2 separate regions of the Homo sapiens genome follow, and region 1 is linked to region 2. Evidence: read pairs that join two places in POLR2A ChIA-PET (ENCODE). Cell type or tissue: OCI-LY7. All regions are shown on one strand. Links, peaks and the distances in the headings refer to the core of each region. The heading gives the core; the rest is flanking DNA. Region 1 has its middle 210 kb from the start of LINC02227. Region 2 has its middle 130 kb from the start of LINC02227.

Region 1 (2,919 bases), core at 91-2,590, 85 kb after region 2:
AATAAGTACATAATGACATTCAGGGTCATAAAATGGATTTCCCTATAAGCGGAAAAAGCATGTGCCCGGGCCACCATTAAAACAGGGGCACCTGAAATAAAAAAATTTTATTGAATTTATTATTTGAAAACCATCAGAGTAGTCATCAGGAGAAAAAACAATTATTCTAGTTGCTTATACTTGTGTAACAATTTAGCATTGCTTTTATTTTCAATTGCAGTTAACTCTTGAACAATGCAGGGATTAGGGGAGCCAATCTCCTCTCCCCTACATGTCAAAAATCTGCATATAACTTTTGACTTAACTACCAAAAACTTAACTACTAATAGCCTACTGAACAGAGAAGTCTTATCAATAATATAGCCAATTAACACATATTTTAGATGTTAAAATGTTTTTCAGAAAAGCATAAGGAAGAAAGAATACATTTACTCTTCATTAAGTAGAAGTGGATCATCAGAAAGGTCTTCATCCTTGTCTTCACATTGACTAGGCTGAGGAGAAGGAGGAGGAGTGGGAGGGTTGGTCTTGCTGTCTCAGGAATGACAGAGGTGGAAGAAAATCCACAAATCAGTGGACACGTTCAGTTCAAACCCATGTTGTTCAAGGATCAACTTTACCTACACTGGGGGTTGGGGAAAGTCACCATAATTTTTTTAGATATTCAGGTTTTGAAAGTCTTAATTGAGCCCCTAGACACACCCCAACTTTCATATACAAATTATGAAATCTGAAACCCAAATCTGCTGGTACTGATGCCCCTGAGCATGATACTTGGGATGGTGGAAAGGGCTCTGTTCCCGAAGCTGGGGGACCTGAATTCTAAACCTAGCCTCCCACTTACTCTCCATTAATATCTTGTTCAATCTCAGTTTCCCAACTGTTAAAAAACAAAAACAAAAAACTAGTTAGTGAAATTGATATGATTTCCAACATTATTCACTTCAGCTTTGATTGCCTATGAATCCCCCTTCTTGCCCAAGGTCATCCACAGCTGGTGGCCGACAGAGGCAGAAGTAGAGGTAATCCCATCTCCTAGTTTAAGGCCTTTTCCACAAAGTTGTACCCACACAAAAGCCCAAGCCCCTTCCTTCTCTCTCCTCCTCCACCTCCTCATTGCTATGCAACTCCTTTCTCATCTCCGGTGCAGCCCATCCACAACCCCTCCCCACCCCCGACAGCTCACACTGCAGGTAGTGCAGGAAAAGATAGCAATGGGGAAAGACAGTCAGGCACATTGAAGGGGTTACTTTGCCTGGGGAACCCTTTATCTGAAGTTGTCCTCAAAAGCGAGAATGAGTTGATTTGCATTTTCCCACTGAAGCATGCAGAGTAGCTGAGGAGTGTTTCTCGTTACCAAGTACCGTCTTCTCTGGTTTGCCCTGAGGCCTTCTCTGGGGCTGGAGCAGCTCTGAAAACACCTGTACGCTGCCCATTTAAATATATGCTTCAGACAAATCTTTTAGGGGTTTCAAAAAGGGAAAAACTAATGCTTTTCCGCCCCAGCATACATTATCCTTCCTGTGAATGCTGCAGGCAGAAATTAACTCTCTCCAAGCTGGTTTATTTAGTCTGTCTTTCCATGTAAAGCCTGCATTCCATGTTAAGGGACTGGCAGTTAACAGCTTTCTCGTTCCTTTCTGCCTGCCTTCCTTTCTTCAATCATTCATTCAGTAAGTAAGTATTTACTGACATCCATTCCATGCAAAAGCACTGTGTTGTCCCCATATCTTCTCCAGAGACAACTTTGACAAGGATCCTGCTCCCAAACTGCTCACAACCTGGCTCAGGTGACAATGGGCCCAGATGTGCCCAAATGTACCCAAATGTTACCTGGGGACCTCACTGCATCTCAGGAATTGGCTCGGACAGTTTCAAGGCTTGTTTGAATCCACAGTTCTCCTCATGACATCTGCAAACTCCTGGCCTTTTTGCTCTGCTGCTACACCTGTGCCTGTTGCCTTGATCGGGCACCAGCACCTCACAACTTTGGTAACTTTGTGGAAGAACTGAGGACAGTGGAGGGCAATTGCATCTCACGCCACATAGCTGTCGGCTGTCTTGATGGCTCTCCACCTCACTCTGCTGGCTCTCAAAGCGTGGGCTCTCCAAAAGGTGACCCACCTCACTACGCACTCTTTTCCAAACAGCGTAAGCCCTGTCCGCTCTGCCTCTTCTCACCCTGCTTCTCTCACAGTGTGTACTTGCAACAGACCAGCCTCCTTCCTGGTATCCAAGAAATTTGGAAAATAAAGTTCTCTCCATCCTTTTACTCAAGTAACTATAATACAAGTGGAAAAATTACAGAAGTCATAAAAGTATGCCTGCCCCCAGGCAGGCAATTAATAAATATATTAAATAAGCATATCTGTTGAAAAGGGGATTGGAAAAGGACTATTGCGGTTCAGGGGAGGGAAAGGTAGCTTTCATAAAGAATTCAGAGAAAGAAGCTTTTCTCCAAAAAGCAGAGTGGCACATGGGCAGGCACCACCTTCCACTATCTAGACCTTCCTGATCCTTCTCTACATCTGTTTTGTTTCCTCTTTTCTCCTTTTGAACATCTGCCCACCTCTTTGTGAAAAAAAAAGAAAAACAGGAAATGAAGGGATTTTGAAGGTCTGAACTCAGGATTCAGGAATTATACAATCCTAAAAGGTCTGGTCAAGTAGAAATTTTTGAGCTCATCCACCCTAATGCTTTTGTTTCATAAAGGAGTAAACAGACCTTTCCAAGGTTGTGCAGGATGTGAGTTGGTTTTTTTCCTCTTAATTTGAATGAGTGATAAACATTTTAAAGTCAAGAAACTTTACATCAGAATCCAGAAAAAAATCAAAGATCTGCCAACACTGGGCTTGCATCCCTGCCCAGCAGCAGCGGGCTGGAATGCGGTAGCTCCATCTCCTGCATGCACAGTCCCCT
Region 2 (2,919 bases), core at 228-2,727:
GTTCTTGCACATGGAGGTAGCTGAGCGATAACAGGAATGGGCTATAATTCTAGAATAAAATGGAACTTGTGTTTGAATCCAGGTCAACTAGTTAGGAACTGAGTGTGCTTGAGTTATTCAACTTCTCCTAGCCTCAGTTTCCTCTCCTATAGAATGGGGATGATAATAGCATTTACCTCATAGTATAGATCACATAGGATCCTGAGAAGAGAGAGATACATATAACTTGTAATTTTTATGGCATTGATGTCCTTAAATAATGGTTAGTCAGTGATTCTACTTTTTTCTTCCTCTACCTAAATAGGCTCCCTGTCAGAAAACCAAGATATGTCATTTATACTTTCAAATAATCAGCATGCTCCTTCTCCCATAGTTATTTGCACTTGCATAGGCCTTTTCACTGCAGAGAGGAAGACTCTGTCCCCAGTTTAAGTAATTTTAGGTCCAATTAATTGTATAATGAAGAAAGAAAGGAGGAAATCATTTTAGGCAAAAAGGACAGGCTGTGCAAAGGCTCTGTGTTAGTAGGGAATGTGAGAAATACAAGAGAATAGAAGAAATCCGATTTCTATTTAGGGCATAGACATTCAGAAGGTCATGGTAGGAGAAATAGGAGGGCCAAGACTTTGAAGGCCATGGTGAAGAGTTTTGTCTTTATCCAAAAGCAATGAGTGGAAGGCCACTGAAGTGTCCTAAACCAAGCAGTGATATATTTCAATTTCATTTCAAATAGATAACCCTGGAAGGGGTGTGGAAAATAGATGTGGAGGCAGGCAAGAGTGGATGGAGGCAGGCAAGAGTGGATGTAGCCAGACGAGGCTGGAGGCTACCCCAGTGGCCCAGACTGAGATTGCAGTAGTTTAGAGAAAGCAGTGGTAGAGACAGAGAAATGGAAAGGTTTGATTAATACGGAGGAGGTAAAATTAACTGGCCTTGGCAATGGGTTGGACATAAGCATAAAAAAGAAGGGGGTATCAATGATGACTTGCATGGGCCATCAGCATGCTAGATGCAAAACAAAATAATAAAGTTTAGAGAGAGCAAATTAATTTTCCTAAATTAACAAACATCGATTAGTGACCGAGCTTATGATATGTATGTGGTGTGTATATGTGTGATATGTGTGTATAAGAGAGAAAGACAAAGTATTTATGTGTATGCTGTGTGTTCACACGCACATATCCAGGATATACTATTTAGATAAACTAAAGATTTGAGCCCTGTTTTGCCTCTAGAAGTTAGGAACCTTGTATCTGCCTCTCGCCTCTACTAACTGCATCCCTGTGACATATTACTCAGGCCCCGTGCTTATTTTTCTAAACTGCAGAGTGCATATGCAGCCCTCCATACACTCTCTTTTATCTATCCAGTGTGTGGCCACCTCATTTTTATTGTTATTCTGGCTTCTATTCAATGTATTAGTTTGTGGCCTATGTAAGCATATTTTAACAATTTTGAAGAAATCTTTTCGTCATTGAAGCTTGTCTATAGAAGGCCTGAACTAATCAGTATTTCATATTTTTACTGCTTTCCACCCCCCCTTCCCCCACCACATACACACACCCATATATGTTTTGCTATTTTAAAGAAAGAGATTTAACAGCCATAAGGCACTTTTAAAAATAACATTCACATCTGGGCTGACCACCTGTATGCCAAAATTTAGCTTGATGTTAATTAAAACAGGCATGTTATAAACCTCAGGAAATAGCAGCTGACCCCTGACTATGAATGTAATGCTATAATAATACGTAGTAAAAATAAGACATTTTGAGGCTGTTGCCCAAACCACTCGTGCATTAAAATTCTCACCACTGTATACTCTTGCACGAGGATGGGTAAATCAACTGCAGAAGTGGTCCAACCAAAAAAATAATAATGATAACAATTTAAGGGGTAAGCGCCATTCATTAATGCAACAGATGACTTTAAATGGCTATCCTGGACAGGCACCACCAGTCTGCCTTGTGGAGAGGACTGTGCATGGAGCTTGGAAGACTGATCAGCTCCATCCTGATAGGATAATAATAATATCAACAGTAAAGTTATTGAACACTTTACTGTGTGTCTGGCACTGTGTTAAGCACTTTTAACATACATGAGTGCATTTATCCTCCTAACACCCTACAAGTTAGGTGCTACTTTTATCTCCATTTTACAGATGAGGAAACAAGACTTCAAAGATTTAGTTACCCTCCTTAGGCGGTACAGTGGCTGAGCTGGGATTTGGATGCTGGCCATCTGACCCACAGTCCAGGTGGCTGTACACAACTACAGACTTCACCTTCACTCCCTCTTGGATTCTGCCCTATCTGCGAGTGCCCCCCATGCTTTTCAGATCCAACCACAAGTGACCTCCTGTATTTCCCACTGCCTTTCTTCTGGCCCCTTTTTTTGTCACTTTTCTCCCATATGACCCCAGAGACTCTCCCTCTTCCTTTTCACTTTCTCATCAGCCTCACTTATTTGAAACCACTCTTCTTAATTGCCTTTGACACCCTGATATTTGACAGCTCAGTCTCTGCTCTGCTTTTCATCGGATCCAGCTATTTACCACTACCTCTGAATTCTACAATTGTCTTCTTTCTCCTTGCACTTCAGAATTTTATTTCATAAATTAGGGTATTGAAAATTTTCATTTTAAGTCACATATATATGTATATGTGTGTGCGTGTGTGTGTGTCTGAAATTTCCATAATTCACTTCACTTCCAAATGCGTATTTTTTAAAAGATAAAAACATCTTTGAAACGCAAATATATTGTAGCTCCTGAAAGCCATAATAATGGTTGTGTATTATGGGAAAGAGTCATAGAATCCACTGGATATGAAATATGCAGCAAGATATAACCAAACTCTATCCTACAGGATCCCAAAGGCTTTATGCATACGGTCTTTATTCAAATACACTGGCTTTGAA

The links. Peaks named below come from ENCODE experiments on the same cell type or tissue, not always from the same donor. Only the 100,000 strongest peaks of a DNase experiment are listed, where the experiment ranks them.
Region 1: POLR2A ChIA-PET joins it to region 2 with 5 read pairs; 1 of 35 experiments calls an interaction of 5 or more read pairs at or near these places.

What each region holds. Positions count from the first base shown.
Region 1 is chr5:158,197,183-158,200,101 of GRCh38, reverse strand. No RefSeq gene overlaps it. Among named protein-coding and RNA genes, the nearest start is that of LINC02227, 210 kb to the left of the region's middle. In OCI-LY7, for the core only: no CTCF peak of the experiment used is centred there; DNase peaks (open chromatin) are centred at 1,341 and 2,545; H3K4me3 peaks cover 1,665 bases; H3K27ac peaks cover 2,227 bases.
Region 2 is chr5:158,282,326-158,285,244 of GRCh38, reverse strand. No RefSeq gene overlaps it. Among named protein-coding and RNA genes, the nearest start is that of LINC02227, 130 kb to the left of the region's middle. In OCI-LY7, for the core only: CTCF peaks have their summits at 541 and 743; DNase peaks (open chromatin) are centred at 834 and 1,704; H3K4me3 peaks cover 1,139 bases; H3K27ac peaks cover 2,203 bases.